Regions from separate parts of the Homo sapiens genome. Here regions 1 and 2 are each linked to region 3. A link is a loop called in an ENCODE intact Hi-C map of the cell type or tissue named here. Cell type or tissue: Calu3. All regions are shown on one strand. Links, peaks and the distances in the headings refer to the core of each region. The heading gives the core; the rest is flanking DNA. Region 1 has its middle 11 kb from the start of GRID1. Region 2 has its middle 64 kb from the start of WAPL-DT. Region 3 overlaps GRID1 (glutamate ionotropic receptor delta type subunit 1).

Evidence for each region. Peaks named below come from ENCODE experiments on the same cell type or tissue, not always from the same donor. Only the 100,000 strongest peaks of a DNase experiment are listed, where the experiment ranks them.
Region 1: it touches region 3 in a loop (8-fold over the local background); 19 of 110 quality-filtered maps call a loop at or near these places.
Region 2: a loop joins it to region 3, with 5 times the contacts of the local background. A loop is called at or near these places in 6 of 110 quality-filtered maps.

Annotation. Positions count from the first base shown.
Region 1 is chr10:86,374,810-86,380,531 of GRCh38, reverse strand. No RefSeq gene overlaps it. Among named protein-coding and RNA genes, the nearest start is that of GRID1, 11 kb to the right of the region's middle. RefSeq lists silencers at 3,017-3,076, 3,087-3,136, 2,986-3,280, 3,240-3,438 and an enhancer at 2,916-3,458. In Calu3, for the core only: a CTCF peak has its summit at 3,137 (motif pointing right); a DNase peak (open chromatin) is centred at 3,151.
Region 2 is chr10:86,582,745-86,588,466 of GRCh38, reverse strand. No RefSeq gene overlaps it. Among named protein-coding and RNA genes, the nearest start is that of WAPL-DT, 64 kb to the right of the region's middle. RefSeq lists enhancers at 2,935-2,994, 3,236-3,737. In Calu3, for the core only: CTCF peaks have their summits at 2,642 and 2,841 (motif pointing right); a DNase peak (open chromatin) is centred at 2,836.
Region 3 is chr10:86,259,195-86,264,194 of GRCh38, reverse strand. The region is part of intron 2 of GRID1 (glutamate ionotropic receptor delta type subunit 1); the gene reads left to right. Among named protein-coding and RNA genes, the nearest start is that of MIR346, 3.1 kb to the left of the region's middle. RefSeq lists enhancers at 266-1,249, 1,250-2,233. In Calu3, for the core only: no CTCF peak of the experiment used is centred there; a DNase peak (open chromatin) is centred at 2,114.

The DNA.
Region 1 (5,722 bases), core at 274-5,273, 120 kb before region 3:
CAGGGCCTGGGTCTTCTACGACCTCGGTCATTCCTGCTACAGCCCCGTGTTGTTTTGATGGCGCAGCTCTCAGGGCAGGGGGCATTGCCTGGGGCCGGTCCTGCAGAAATTCACTACAGCCTAAGTGCTGTGGAACTTGACCATTGTTCTGCAGACAGAGGGCCTAGCAAAGGGTTTGTGTGATTTTATATTATTTTTATTTTTAATTGTGATAAAATACACATAATATAGCATTTACCATCTTAACCATTTTTAAGCATACAGTTCAGTGGCATTAGGTACATTCACATTGTTGTGCAACCCTCACCACCATCCATCTCCTGAACTTTTTCATCTTCCCAAACTGAAACTCTGTCCCCATTAAACAACTCCCCATTCTCATCTTCCCTCAGACCCTGGCAACCACCATTCTACTTTCTGTCTCTGTGAATATGACTACTCTAGGTACCTCCTATGAGAGAATCATACAGTATTTGTCTTTTCTTTTCTTCTTTTTAGATGACGTCTCACTCTGTTACCCGGGTTAGAGTGCAGTGGTATGATCTTGGCTCACTGCAATCTCTGCCTTCAAGGCTCAAGCCATCCTCCTGTCTCAGCCTCCCGAGAAGCTGGGACCACAGGTGTGTGTAACCACGCTCGGCTAATTTTTTTGTATTTTTTGTTGAGATGGGGTTTTGCCATGTTGCCCAGGTTGGTCTCAAACTCCTGAGCTCAAACAATCCACCTGCCTTGGCCTCCCAAAGTGCTGGGATACAGACATGAGCCACTGAGCCTGGCCAGTATTTGTCTTTTTGTGATGCGCTTATTTCATTTAGCATAATGTCCTCAAGGTTCGTCTATGTTGGAACATGTGTCAAAATGTCCTTCCTTTTTAAGGATGAATAATATTCCATTGCATGGATGGACCACAGTTTATCCATCATTTGTTGATGAACGCCTGGGTTTCTTCCACCCTTTAGCTATTGTGAATAACATTGCTATAAATATGGGTGTACAAATATCTCTTTGAGGACCTGTTTTCAATTCTTTTGGATATATACCCATAGTGGAATTGCTCGATCATGTAAAAGAAAATACAATTTCAGAATCCTCTAAATTTATTATACCAAGGGGGAAGGCTCATTCATGTAACTTGTTTGCAATCCTGCTTCTTAGATTATAGATTAAGGCCGGGCATGGTGGAGCACGCCTGTAATCCCAGCACTTTGAAAGGCCGAGGTGGGTGGATCACTTGAGTTCAGGAGTTCGAGACCAGCCTGGCCAACATAGTGAAACCCCGTCTCTACTAAAAATACAAAAAGTAGCTAGGTGTGGTGGCGGATGCCTGTAATCCCAGCTACTTGAGAGGCTGAGACACGAGAATTGCTTGAACCCAGGAGGCAGAGGTTGCAGTGAGCTGAGATCACACCACTGCACTCCAGTCTGGGTGACGAAGTAAGACTCTCTCTCAAAAAAAAAAAAAAAGAAAAGAAAGAAATTAACTCTCTTACTCATTGCTCTTGTTCTGTAAATGACTAGGGGAGACCAGAGACCATAACTCCCCCCTTCCAGTCACTGATCTTTGTTATAAATTAACTGCCTTTTTTATTGTCCTGTACCTAACTTAGACCAGATAGCAGCCAAGACCCCATGATAGTTATATCTTCAGTGTGGAATGTTAAGTGTACCTTTCCCAGAAGAAAAAGACCATCTTGACTAATCAGATCATTGTAACTATGTATTAAGTCTTACATAAAAAGATGTTAAATGTTCTGTTAAGCTTCCCTAAACTTTATCTGTATGCACGATCCTAAACTTCTACACTTTGGATCTACACTGACTTCCATCCTTTGGAATCTTTGCTTCCTGGACCACTTGTCCTTGAACTTTGCACTTAATATACTCTTTAAGTGAGATTTTGACCCTTTCGGTTAAATTGAAAATCATATGGTAGTTCTATTTTCAATTTTTTGAGAAATGGCCTACTGTATTCCATAGCGGCTGCACCCTCTTACGTTCCCACAAACAATTCACAAGGGTTCCAATTTCTCCACATCCTTGCTTGATTTATTGATTGATTGTGATTAGTGTGTAATGGATGTGAGGTGGTATCTCATTGTGGTTTTTATTGCATTTCCCTAATGGCTAGTGATGTTGAGCATCTTTTCATGTGCTTATTGGTCATTTATATCTCATTTTTGGAGATACGTCTATTCATGTCCTTTGCCTGATTTTTTAATCAGGTTGGTTTTGTTGTTGAGTTGTAGTAAAGAGCTTTAAGTAGGACTGTCACAATTTGACTTACTGTTTTGACAGAGCTGAGCCTGAAACTTTGGCAGGAATCAGGGTGAGGGGGAAGCGGCAAGAACTGGGGGCTGCCAGGACAGATGCTGCACACAGTGAGCTCTTCACAAAAGCTGAGCTCACCCAGGCCCTCTTCCTGCTTCGGATCTTGGATGGCCTGAGGAGGAGGACACTGGGGTCACCTCTTTGGATCCTGGCCTTTTAAGGCTCTCAGGGAAGGCTCAGGCAGTCTCCAACAGACCCCTGGGAAATCCAGGGTCCCAGTCCCTCCGTGTGTGGTCCAGACGGAGAATGGTTAATGATCCACGCTATAGGACGCCTGCCTGTTATTTGCAGCAGGGGCTGACCATGGGGGTTGGGCTCTAGAAATCCGCAGGAATTTACACAGGGGTGCTGGGCTGTGTAAAGTGGATCCCCCACTGGCTTTTCTGACTGGCAGATAGTTCAAAGACGTGGGCTGGGGAGCCAGAATGCCTGGGTTCAAATCCTATTTTGCCACATACCAGCTGGGCATGTTACATAACTCTCTTGTGCCTCCATTTACTGCTCTGTAAAATGGGAATAATAAGAGCGCCTCCCTTGTGAAGGATTGGGTGAGGATTACATGAGTTAATGTATGCAAAGCATTAAAATAGTGCCTGTCTCGTAGTAAACGCTATGTAAATGTGGGCTATTGCTGTTATTTTCACTGAGACCAGGCCCTGTTGGGCTTCCCACCGCCCATCAGCGTGCAGGCCTTCCGGACCACGTAGAGGTGCGGTTATCCTTGGGACAGGTCCTCCCTCCTGGGGCGGCTCGCGCGGCAGCGCCTGGGGCCCGTTCCCGCGGTTGCCGGCAGGGGGCAGCATTGCACTGCGGCTGCTCCTGGGCGGCGCCGGCGACTGGGCTTGGAAACCGCGCCTCGCGGCGGCCTGCGCCCTCGCTGCGTCCCTCGCGCTGTCACCTGCGGAATCGGCAGACCAGCCCGTGTAGCCGTCAGCCCAGTAGGGCGGGCACGGGGGCCGGAGACCGCTGTCTCTGTTCAGCCCGGGGTCTCTTGGGGCAGGGCGCCCCACCGCCTCTTCCATGAGGTTCTCCAGCCCTCAAACCCCCGGCGCGCGTGGCTATTTCTCGGCCCCTCGTGGGGCCTGGAGGCCCTTGACCATTCTTGGTCCGTGCACAATCCCCCCATCTGTGAAATGTGGGCAATTGCGCGGTGGCTCAGGGCGCGGCCCAGGTCAGGCACAGAGTGAGGGTCGGGAGATGTTTGGACAACCCCCACCTCGGCTTTCATTAGGTTGCGGACGAGCTGGGCCTGAGCGGGGCATGCGGGCGCGCGCGGCCTCTGGGGAGGGAGTGTGGCGGAGAGGATGCGCGGGCCGTGTGGTCCTGATCTGGGCTTGAGCCCACCCCATGCTTGAACCTGCTCTGGGCCTTTGCTTGTGCTCAGCCTGCTTCCTGGATGGCCCCTCCTTCCTCCTTATTCAACTCCCTCGGGCATCTCAGAGTCCGTAACAGCCTTCCAGGTCTCAGGGCCTGGCATTAGCTTCCCTTCCCTGCCAGTCCCCAAAAACGTCCAGTCCTCGCCTGGGCCTACCCAAGGTCTCCCCTCACCCCCAACCACCAGGCTCTGGGTCCACATTAGGACTTGTGTCTGTCCTGCCCACCATGACCCTTAGCAGGGGATCACGGGGATGGCCCGGCCTCCTGTGAAGGAAGGTCAGCTCCATGATTCCAGATGATTCCAGTCTGGAAATCTCGTGGACTCCAGAAGTCTAGCCTTTGGCTACTCTCCCCAACATTTCCTGGAGAGGCTTGATCACTGGCCCATAGGCCAAGGAGACCCTCCCTTCTATGGTCACAGACCTTCAACAGATGATGGTAGATGCAGGCCGCTACCCTCAGGTGACCCCACAAAGAGCCACACACTGGCAAAAGAACAGTCAGTGTTCCCAGTGGGTAGGAAATGCACCCTAAAACAACTTAGAGATGCAATTTTTCATTTATCAAGAATGAAACAAAGAATAACGCTTAGTGTTGCTGAAGGTGCAGAGAAGCAGACACTTTCATGAATTGCCCATGGAAACGTAGACTGGTTTTAAAAACAGCTTTGGAGGGCAATTTTGGAACTATGTATTAGAGACTTAAATGACGCATAACCTTTGACCCAGCAATTCCACTGCTAGGTATTTATTCTACTAAGGAAATAATTGCATAAAAGCTGAAAATGCATGTGTAAGTATTTTTTACCGAAGCACTGTTTATAATGGTAAAAATTGGGGAGAATATTCAATAGCAAATGAATGATTAAATAATGTATGATAGCTCCATGGAATAGAACTGTAATCAGCCATAAAAAAAAATCACATTTTTGGAAGAGAATTTCATAGCAGAGAGAAATGCTCACATTAAAATGTTCATTCATTCACTAATTAATTGATTTAACATTTATTGAGTATCTTTGAGACATGCCAGGTATTCTTTTAGGCACTGAGAATACAACTGTAAATAAGATAAATACTATCGTCCTCCTTATTGGGCTTTCCTTCTATAGGTGGAGACAGGCAAGAAAGAGGTGAAAAATAATTTCAGGTAGTAATATTTTTGTCTGTTTCTCTTTCAAAATTATACTTGAATAGAAAAAAGGATGGGAAGAAGAGCATCACAATGTCAACGGCGGTTATTTCTGGTTGGTGGTATCAGGTAGGATTTGTGTTAAGTTACGAAAAACTGAGAAATTCACTGCAGAAGCTTATAAAGACCAGGGTCTGATTGGCTCCTGTGTCCTGGGCTGATAAAGCAGCCTCGCTCTGCCCTCCTGGAACGCAGGCTGTGCATGCCCTGCTTGGCTTCTGAAGGTCACAGGACGGCAGGCTTTCCTCCGGGTCTCCTGTCTACCTTCCAGCAGGAAGAAGGGGGAAGGCAGAGGAACAAACTCTTTCTCCTCCGGAGGCTCTGCCTTTTATTTTATGTGAACAGAGCTTCAGCCAAGGTCTCATTGGTCAGAATGGGCCACTTGGGAAGAACATGGAGGCAGTGTCATGGGTTATCATCATTTTCTTCTTCACATTTTCTGGCATTTTCTAAATCAAACAAGACATTAAAACAAGCTTCTGTGTGTAAGAAATAAAGGACTTTTTGTGTTTTAAGAAACAAGGTTGGGGTGGATTGCTATGTGGGAATGGAGGGCAGAGGGCAGGCAGTCGCAGCCAGGCTCAGACACAGCTGCTATGGGTGCGGCGGTCCTGGAGGTCTCTCTCACTAATTTCCATCCGCCTGGGTCCTGTAGGCCCTTGCAGGCTGGCGCAGTCCTCAGAGGACACGGTGGAGTGCAGGACCATGGCTGTCCCTGGGAGGGCCTTACCTGTCTGCTGGCTGCCTTGCTGGCTGCCCTAACTCTCTCTGTTTGCTGGTGTCCAGGAGGGCTGTGTGGCTGCTGGGGTGAGCGTGTGCAGCCTGG
Region 2 (5,722 bases), core at 431-5,430, 320 kb before region 3:
CGCCATTTTAGTGGCTGCCCAGGATATGGTTCCATGGATCTAGTGTCCTGTCCTATTGCTGATGGCTTAGGTTACTTCCAATTGCTCAGTGTTGCCAAGAATGCTGTGATAAATAGCCTTATAAATAAACTGTGGTGCACATTCAGTGCTATTTCTTTAGGATTCTTAGAATTATTATTATTATTATTAATTATTATTTTGAGACAGGGTCTTGCTCTGTCGCCCAGGCTGGTGTGTAGTGGTGCGATCTTGGCTCATTGCAGCCTCTGTCTCCCAGGTTCAAGTGATTCTCCTGCCTCAGCCTCCCGAATAGCTGGGATTACAGATGTGTACCACCATACCTGGCTTATTTTAGTATTTTTAGTAGAGACAGGGTTTCACCATGTTGGCCAGGCTGGTCTCGAACTTCTGACCTCAAGTGATCCATCTGCCTCAGCCTCCCAAAGTGCTGGGATTACAGGCATGAGCCACTGCGCTCGGCCTCTATTATTTATGCATTTAAAGACCAGGTTTCACTATATTGTCCAGGCTGGTCGCCAACTCCTGGCCTCAAGCAATCCTCCCACCTCAGCCTCTCAAATCATTTGAGATTTACAAGTGTGAGATACCACACCCAGCCAGAAGTAAAATGTCTAAGACAAAGCCCAAGCATCATTATAGAGGGCCACTTCAGAGAGTGATGGGAGTTTGGACCCTAAGGTGTAATCACAGCCTGCCCATCTGCAGACATGGCCTGCCCCCACCATGATCTCCACAAACAGGGCCCACAATAGCTGGCAAGGAGGTCCAGGGCCCTAGTGACAACTCTTTTTTTTTTTTTTTTTTTGAGACAGAGTCTTGCTTTGTTGCCCAGGCTGCAGTGCAATGGCAATATCTCGGCTCACTGCAACCTCTGCCTCCCAGGTTCAAGCGATTATTCTGCCTCAGCCTCCTGAGTAGCTGGGATTACAGGCGTGTGCCATCACGGCCGGCTAATTTTTGTATTTTTAGTAGAGACAGGGTTTCACCACGTTGGTCAGGCTGGTCTCGAACTCCTGACCTCAGGTGATATGCCTGCCTCGGCTTCCCGAAGTGCTGGGATTACAGGCAAGAGCCACAGCGCCCGGCCTATTTTTAGTTATTTATTTATTTTTGAGACAGAGTTTCCCTCTTGTCACCCAGGCTGGAGTGCCGTGGTGCGATCTCGGCTCACTGCAACCTCTGCCTCCCAGGTTCAGGTGATTCTCCGGCCTCAGCCTCCAAAGTAGCTGGGATTACAGGCGCCCATCATCAAGCCCGGCTAATTTTTTGTATTTTTAGTAGAGACGGGGTTTTGCCATGTTGGGCAAGCTGGTCTCAAACTCCTGACCTCAGGTGATCCTCCCGCCTTGACCTCCCAAAGTGCTGGGATTACAGACATGAGCCATCGTCCCCAGCCTCTTCTCGAGATTTAAACCAAGGCTCCTACTGCAACACTCTCTCACTCCAGCTTTTGTGCATCTCTGAGAGAACTGGCTGAGCTTTGTATTTGGTTGTTATTTTTATTAAAATCCTAGATTTATTGAATGTTTCTTTTTATCTTTAAAAGCCTCCCAGCCCCATTTGATATTCTGGCATTCCTCCCGGAGAGCTGGGCCGCCCTCCTCCCCAGGTGAAGAATCACTCCATTTACTCATCTTTGAAGTCACTTCCCTCGCTATTGGGAGCAATGCCACACATTTGTTGGCTGGACACAGGATGCAAATGCTGAAAGCTCACTTTGTGTCCCTGCCACTCTCCCCGCCCACTGTCCATCTCCTCTAGTGTGTAGTGGTGGCCCTATCCCCTTTTGGCACAGCTGGGGCCCCCTTTCTGTTCTCCATCTGAATCCAGGCCTGAGGCATCTCTGCTCCCTGGCATCACCCTGTAATAGACACATCCTTCCTAGGAACACAGGATCCTCTCCTCCCTTCCCCATGCCCCAGGGCTGCTCCTCTGCTCCCAGGCCAACTGCACTCCTTCTCTGGAACACAGCTCTTATCTATCTCCCAGAACAAGGAAGTTTCATCCTGTAACTAAGTCTTGCCAATCCGAGGAAAAGGCTTGAGGGTAGGAATGGTTCAGAGAAGAAAAACTAGGCCATCCTCTGAGATCAGGAGTCCTGAGGTCCCAGGAGGATCAGAGCAGCCTTGTAACAGTCTAGTGCAACTCCTTTGACTTACTAATGGGGAAACTGAGGCCCAGAAAAGGGTGGGACATGCCCACGGCCACACAGTGAGAAAGTGTCAGGCAGGACTGGGATGGAGGTCTTCTCATGCCAGACCCTATGTGCTTCACCCTGACTCCCTCTGCTAAGACCCAATCAAAGGCTGGCTGTTCCTATGCATTGCATAGATGCAGTACTTTTAAGTTTTTGCCACAGACCAGCCTGTGAGGATAAAATGGATCAGACATGCCCCTTGCCTCCAGCAGTGTTGTTCTCTAAGGAATAATAATACAAACTAGGACTGGGCGGGGTGGCTCATGCCTGTAATCCCAGAACTTTGGGAGTCCGAGGTGAGAGGATTGCTTGAGCCCAGGAGTTCAAGACCAGCCTGGGCAACATAGGGATACCTCTGTCTCTACAAAAAAAAAGGACAGGGAGAGAAACCGCATGAGCCTCAAGCAGATACCGCAATACATGGAGCCCACAAAGGCACTGGCTGTGTTTCTCTGCCATTTCAACCCCATTTGGACCTTAGTTGTGGCATGCAGGAGGGCCCTGCCAGGACGGTGACCCCTTACTCGCCTTCAACCCCTGCTGTAAGTAGCCCCCAGCAGGGTGTGGGGCAGAAGAGCCCTCCCCGGAGAGCTCAGTACTGCAATTCTGCCACTGGGTGGCACTGTGGTGCCTCAGGAGGGGGACCACGCCTAAAGGAAACTGCCCAGAGAAGGGGTGGCACGGGAAAAGCGTCACTTGGGCCCTCCTGTGCTGGGCAAGTTGCTTTCCATCTAGGGTTACAAAGAGGTACATGAAATAGGTCCTGCCTTCCAGGAGCCCACAGTGGAACAGTCACATGGACAACAAATTAATTGTTCCAATAATAGATGTAATTAGTTGCTCCAATAGAAGCACAAGAACAACCGGTTCCCGCTGAGGGGCCCGGGGAGGAGGCAGCAATTGAGTCTTGATGTTAGAGTGCTCAGCAGGCCATTCTAGTTCAGGCTGTCTCTCACAGTGCAGGCTCTCAGGGCACTGCGCACTTGGTTTGGGTGGGAGGTAGGGGTGGGGTGTGCCCAGGGAGGTTTGGCCCAGTCCATAGGACAGCGACCTGTAGGGAGCTGGGGGCTGGAAGCCTCTGTCAGCCACCTTCCCCAGCCAGCAGCAGGCTGAGCCTCTGAGGCCAGGGCCTTTGGTGTGGCTATCCTGGGTTGCTCTGTCTCCATTAAAGCACTTAGCTAAGGGACATGGAGGAGAGACACTGGTGTTAGGACAACCAGAACACTGGGAAGTCTTCCAGTGCCAAAGAAAGACAACTGGCCTCCTGTCCTCTTGCTGTGCCTTCTGGCCTCAAGTCCACATGACCTTGGCCTGGGTACGGCAGCCCTCAGGGCTCAGTGACTACATCTGTAAAAAGGGTCTTCTGTCTAAACAAATATATTGAGAAATGAAAAAGTTTAAAGGACCTCTTTTGACTGACCTGAAGGCACACCCTGTGTCCTGCAGGTGTGGGGGACACCTGGGAGAGAAGGACTCTCCTCTGCCGGCTTCAGGTTGTGGCTGGGCCCAGTGGAAAGCCAGAATACATCTCTGTCCTTGGAACACAATTCATCCTCCACAGCTTCTGTAAAATCTGATGGGCTGAGCTTTGCAGCAGGGAAGTGATTTAATACCTAGTAGATACATTTTCATTAAATTTTTGAAGATGGAGCAAAGCCTCTAGTTTTCAAATTTTCTGTGCAGAAGTTAACCCATTATGGTGTTGAAACCCACATCCGCACCGTAAAACTAAAATCTTCTTCTCAAAACAAAGCACAATATATCACCCTGTAATAGACACATCCTTCCTAGGAACACAGGATCCTCTCCTCCCTTCCCCGTGCCCCAGGGCTGCTCCTCTGCTCCCAGGGCTGCTCCTCTGCTCCCAGGCCAACTGCACTCCTTCTCTGGAACACAGCTCTTATCTATCTCCCAGAACAAGGAAGTTTCATCCTGTAACTAAGTCAATCCAACTAAGGAGATGGATTGACTGAGGTTTGCAACTAGGGGCTTCAAGCTTGCCCAGGAGATGAGCAAAGGGTTGGCCGGACCGTTGCTCGCACACCCATCACCAGTAGGGTGCACCTCTTTTCTCCTCCCAGGTCCTCACTGGTGAGGCTGCAAGCCAGGGCTGGGTGTGGCATTTCAAGCAGATACTCTGCACCTCCTTTTGTCATTTACAAGTGATGCTGGTGACAGGTGATTGGGTGTTTGGAAGGCACACAGGGTCTCATGGATCTGAGGGTTTGCTACAGACGGGGAAACTCCTCACATTCCCTCCACCAGTGTCCCACCCCAGAGCTAGGCTTGCCCACCATGGCTGGGGATCCAGGTTACCTTTTAGAGGGATTGCTCCCCTCCAGCCGACCGCCACTCCAGAGGAGGCCTGAGGGGCTTTCCTCCCACCTATATTTAAATAGCACGCACAACCTTTCCATTGAAATCGTGCACAAACTGGAGCTTTCCAAAGACACTTTTATTTACACATTTTACTGCTAAACAACAGAAATTTTATGTAATTATGTATTTGAATACTGATGAGAGGAGGGAAGGAGGATGGCCAGAGGGGAGCTGATGGGGATTAAGGGAGATAAAGATAAAGCCCTTTCTGTCCCCTGCCTTTGCCCCAACTACTTCTTTTTTCTTTTCTTTTCTATATAATTTTTCTAATTTTTTTCTAATTTTTTTACTAAATAAAAAATTAGTACTCCAATGGAAAAATGAGCAAAAGATGTGAAAAATACAATTCACAAAGACTAAGAATGCCCACTGTTAGTGAGGTGAAACTGGCCCTCACCTTCTGTGACTGGACAAGTACTTTTATACGATCTTTCAATTGACGGTAGTTTCAAAATTCTTGAATGTGCATACTCTTTAATCAAGCAATTCTACATCTTGAAATTTACCCTGTAGAAACATCTGCACAACTAACCAAAAATAAATATGCCAGAATGTTCCTTGTATTATTATTTATTATATAGGCTAATTGAAAAATCATAAAAGTTCATCAACAGTAGACTGGTTAAACTATGGTGTAACCAATCATACGATGAAATCATATTTTTTTTTTTTTTTTTTGAGTCAGAGTCTCACTCTGTCGCCCAGGCTGGAGTGCAGTGGCACGATCTTGGCTAGCTGCAACCTCCACCTCCCGGGTTCAAGCAATTCTCCTGCCTCAGCCTTCCAAGTAGCTGGGACCACAGGCACATGCCACCACACCTGGCTGGTTTTTTTGTTTTTTGTTTTTTTTTGTAGAGACGAGGTTTCACTATGTTGGCCAGGCTGGTCTCGAACTCCCGACCTCAGGTGATCCACCGCCTTGGCCTCCCAAAGTGCTGGGATTACAGGCATGAGCCACCACGCCCGGTCATATGTAGTTATTAAAAGTATAAGGTACATGCATATCCTTCAATGTATGCCAATATGCCCTCAGTCTATTGTCAAATAACAAAAAAAAAGCAGATTAAAAATTGTTATGTGGCATGGCGTGGTGGCTCATGCCTGTAATCCCAGCACTTTGGGAGG
Region 3 (5,000 bases), core at 1-5,000:
GGGCTGGGCTCTTAGCTCCAGCGTGGGGTGGTACTGCAGCTGCTGGGATGGGAGAGGAGGGTGCCCAGCAGTACCTTCTGTGGGTCAGCGTGACTGGCAATGAAAATGAGGTGAATGAACATCCCAGGAGCTCATGCTGCCAATAAAACACCTGACCCGGCAGGTGGGCAGCCTGGATTCGGCTCCCAGCTCTGCTGTGAACTTGCAGAGGCTCCTGGACAAGTCCCTTCCCCTCTCTGGCTTTCTGTTTGCTCCTCTGCAAAATGTGAGCCAAATATTTTCAAGCAGTGGCACTCTTTGTTCAAATGAAATATTCCATGAAACCCACTTTTCTTAACTTAGTGAAGTGGGTTGAGGTGGGGAAACCCAGTGGTCTAGCCCATCTCCAAAGCCTACTTCCAAACATAAACAATTGTCCTAGATTTTAAAAATTAATATTTTAAAACCAACTCTTATTGAGCACTTGATATGTACCAGGCACTGTTCTAAGCACTTTATAAATAGTGACTCAATTCTCACAACCCGAGGGGGAGGGAGGTGGGGAAACAGGCATCAGAGGTGAGGTGACATCTCAAGGTCCCACAACTAGTGAGTGGCACAGCAGGATTCCAGCCCAGGCAGTGGGGTCTAGGACGGGGTTTGGCCTCTGTTCTCGCTGCCTGTAGGTGCTGGCGAAGGGGGCGGCTTGTTCTGCAGGTGAAAGGCCACGGCGCCCACGTGACTTGGTGCTGCACGCTGGAACCCCGAAGTCAGTGTCTGGGGAACCGTCCCGTTGGGCCTGGATTCTGACGAGCTGGGAGAGGCGGGATCCTCCCCGCTGCCGTCTCATTTCCCAGCTGGCCCACCGCGGCCCCGCCACTCCAAGGCCGGTTTACAATGGCAACGTTGCGCGCCGTGGCGCGAAGGGAATTGAATGCGGGAGCTTCTCCGCCAGGCACACACTCTAACCACCAAATTTATTTAAGCAGATAAAATGCAGGGGGTGTAATGTCAGATTAATGGATAAATAACCGTTCTGGTTTTTGGCACGATGACGGGGAGCAGTAGTGAGAAGCCTCATTATGTGCGGCTCTGCCTCGAAGAACAAGCCTCGTGCTGCAACCCCAGCACCCGGGCCCGCGAACAGAGCATTAAATTGTTGGAAATGGCTCCCCTTCACTCGCAGAACAAAGATGTTTTCTCCAGAATAAATTGACTCCCTCCCAGCGCGCTGAGCCCTGGTTTCCCACAAACGCAGCCTATGCTCTCGGGGGAGGGAGGGCGGGCGATGCCGGCCTGGGAACGCCGCGCAGGGAGCTTCCTGCGGGGGCGGGCTCAGGGCTTCTGGCTCCTGGGCTCTCTGTCGCCAAGCCTCCATGGTAAAGGAGCAAACCTTTAGTTGTGTGGACAACGCAGAAGTCTGGCAGAATCGGGGTTGGAATTAGGGTGCGCTGAGAGGCAGTGTTCCTTGGTTAGGGCTTTGCGTTTTGTGTCCCTAGGTTTGCGTGTCGTTGGCCAGCTGGGCGATCTTCAGGCAAGTTATTTAACCTCTCTGAGCTCAGTTTGTTAACAGTGAAGTGGGGAAGGGGCCCTTCCTAACAGGGCTGTGGTCCAGAGCACGTAATAAGAGAACGCTTGGGGGTGGAGCCACGTTCCCTTCCTCCAGAAGGCGCCCTCCACTCTTGGCCCTCTGCCAGCATCCATGCCCAAGATGGTGTGGTGGGGTGTGGGGACCCAGGAGGCTGCTGTCCGGCTGGGCCTAGACCCTGTGGCATGGACCAGGGGGCCGAACTGAAGGACGCAAGCTCTTCGAGGTGGGTGGGGGAATAAAGCCTCCCTTCCTGGGTGCCCAAGGTCTGGCCAGTGCCTAGTAAGCCCCTGGCTGGGTGGGATCAGAATCTCAGTGGAGAGCTTGGCTTTGCTCTGGGCCAAACTTAAAGACAGCCATTGCCTCCAGGAGCCATTGTGCTTGGTTTCTGCCTGGCTTCCTGGGCTCAGTAGGAGCAGAGCTCCGAGAGGCTGCTGAGGGGCAGACTAACTGCTTTCAGATCAGCGCCTTTCTTCCCCTGCTTCCTCCTCCTTCTAGAAGGTGACTTGCACAGTGTAAAGAGCGCAGGCTTTGGGGCCAGATTCACCACTGCCACCTCCTGGCTGTGTTACGCTGGACACACTGCTTCACCTATCCGAGCCTCAGTTTTCACCTGCCGATGCCAGAATAATGCTTTCACTTTGTGAGACTGGCATGAAGAGTGAAGCTCCTGGGCTGATGTCTGGCACACAGCTCTTTGGGCCCCAATGTCCTGTAACAAATGCTTATGGAGCACATACTTGTGCCAGGCTCTGAGATACAATGGTAAGCAATGAAGCCTTGTGTGACCTCCAGGGGTTGACTGGGGAGCAGGATGACCTGGATGCTGGTGGCTGCCCGGATGTGTATGTGTGTGTGTGCCACCTCAATGCCCCTGCTCAGGTGAGAGTGGGTGACCTGGGGTTTTGCTGCATCCAGCAGGATCTGGCCTTTGGGATGGTGGGTTGCCTCTGTCTTGCGCTGCCTTTTCCTTGTCCTTTTGGCCTTGCTCCTTCTTACCTGATCCACTCGAGTTTCTCACTGACCTAACCAAGAGGTTGGAAGAGGAAAACGCCCCTGGCTTGGGGCAGGAATATGGGTCCTAGCGGTTAGTGGAGCACCTCCTTCCCAGTACATTGGGTGCTCTCCAGGTGAGCAAAGCAGATGAGGTCTCTGTCCTTGTGGTGCTTGCAGTCTTCTGAGTAATGACAGCTACTGAGCATTTGCCCAGTGCCAGGCTCTGTGCTAAGTGCTTTTCACATCCGATCCTCACTATGCAATGGATAGTCTGTGGCCAGCTTTGAATCTCACCCCTTTGCCATGCCGGCAGGTCCTGGGGGCCCTTTTTCTCCCCCAGGGGTCCTGCAGGCCCTGCTAGCATAGAGCTCTGGGCTCAGATAGGGGTAGCTTCAAATTTGGTTCTGTCCTGTTATTTTGCAAGTCACATAACTTGTGTAAGCCTCAGTTTCCTCATCCATAAAATCGAGATAATCATAGTACCACCTCCCAGGGTTGTGGGGAGGAAGCACCAAGCATAGAACCTGGGTTGCTACAGGGGCCCCAGCCCTCATGGCTGGGTGTTTTGCTCCCTGTGGAGTGGGCACAGAGGCTTCTCCGGGCTTTGCAGCCCACACCCAGCTTTTTCTTCGGTTTGAGGAACGTGTGTTTAGGAGGCTAGGAGAAGGCTCTCCAGGCAGCACTCCTTCTCCCACCTGCTGGGTCTTTGTTTAGCTCCAAATTAAAGCTAAAGCAGAAAATACAAAACATTTCCTCCATCACAGGTGAAGGAACCGGCTGTCTTATCAGCTCTGGAGCCGAGTGGCTTGGCATGTGTGTGCTGGTAATTGTGGAGTCTGAATGAAGGGGTGTCTCTGGGGACCATGCTTTCCATCACTGTCCGTGTCTGTTATCATGGTTATCTCATTCCCAATCAGGCTCAGGGGACGTGGGGCTGGGCGAGGATTTTCCATTTTCTGGAGGCTCACATCCCACCTCTGCCTTCTTACTCATTCCGATGGCCCAGCTCTTAACAGCCCTCCCTGGCCTCTGCCTTGAGCCTTCTAGGATGTCATCTGCTACTGGTGTCCATTCCAGTTGTGTCTGTCTGCATCCCTATGAGGACCGGGAGCTCCTGAAGGTCCCATTAGAGTCCAGGGATTATTGATGAAGCTCCAACCAGGAAGACAGAGTGGGACACATGGTTGGGGTGGTGGGAGCATAGAAGTTCTTAGAGGCAGATCTGGCTTGTAAATCTAGCTTTGTCACTTGCTGTGTGACCTAGGGAAAGTTACCTAACTTCTCTGAGCCTGGCTTTCCTCATTTCTAAAATGAAGGTGTTACTGGTACGTGCTGTTTGTAAAGATTGGTGTAAGTATTATCATGAAGTAATATCCACAGTCTGTAGCTGAGTGCCTGGGATGGAATCAGTGCTTTCCAATGCTGGCCCAAAAGTGGAAGGAAGCCACGTGGTTGGTACTCAGATTTCCCTGTTGAAGGTAGAACAGAGAACAAGGTGCAGGAGAGGAATGCTGGTTGTTGCCCTGACTACTCCACACAGGTGTTCCATGGGGTGAGGGCAGGCTCACTGTTATCTCAGGACCAGCTAGAGACCAGTTCACACTAACCAAGCTCAGAAGAGACTGATTTTTGGCTGAACACAAGCCAGCGTATTAATTCACAAGGAGAAACCACTGCCTGGGCTCTCATGTGCTTCCCCAGTGAGAAATCCTAGTGAGCCAGGTGACTAGGTGCTTCCCACTGAATGGAGGAACCTTCAGAGGGACTGCTGGTGGGTCTCAGGGACTTCTTGATCACTATTTGGAGCCTGCTATGGAAGAGGTCAGAGTGTGGCCTCTATCTGGCCTCTTCCTCTCAGTTCACTTTCCTTACTGGACTCTCTTCCCTTTGCCTTCTGCTGTCTTTCCTTCCCTGCCCCTGCCATTTGTGCAGACTTGCACACGCATGTGCGTGCACACACACACACACACACAGACATGTGTTATTAGGAATGCAACTGGACTCTGCACTTGATTGAATTTGAAATAATTGACTTCATTTCTGATTTGAAACTTACAGATTCCCCACTCCCCTATGTTGGCAGTACCCAAGTTTTTCCTTGACAATTTGTATTTTTAAATTAATATACAACCTCGTATGTAATGATATAGATGTATTTACATAATTTAATGATATTCTTTAATAATTCAGAGACATTCAACTTTCTGTACGCATTGTTTACACGCACACAAGGGAGGAAAGTCATTAGTTGTCATCAGTGAACATGGATAGGTACAGATTAAGGAGAGAGGAGAGAGAGAGAGAGGTAGAGAGAGAGGTAAAGACTGCAGAGGTCTGGAAACAGAATCTTGTCTTTACATTTTTGGGTTAAACTGTTAGGGCTGACAGCTTGCAAAGAGGCTAGGCTAGGCCACTTGCCCTAGGGCAGGGGGCTGGG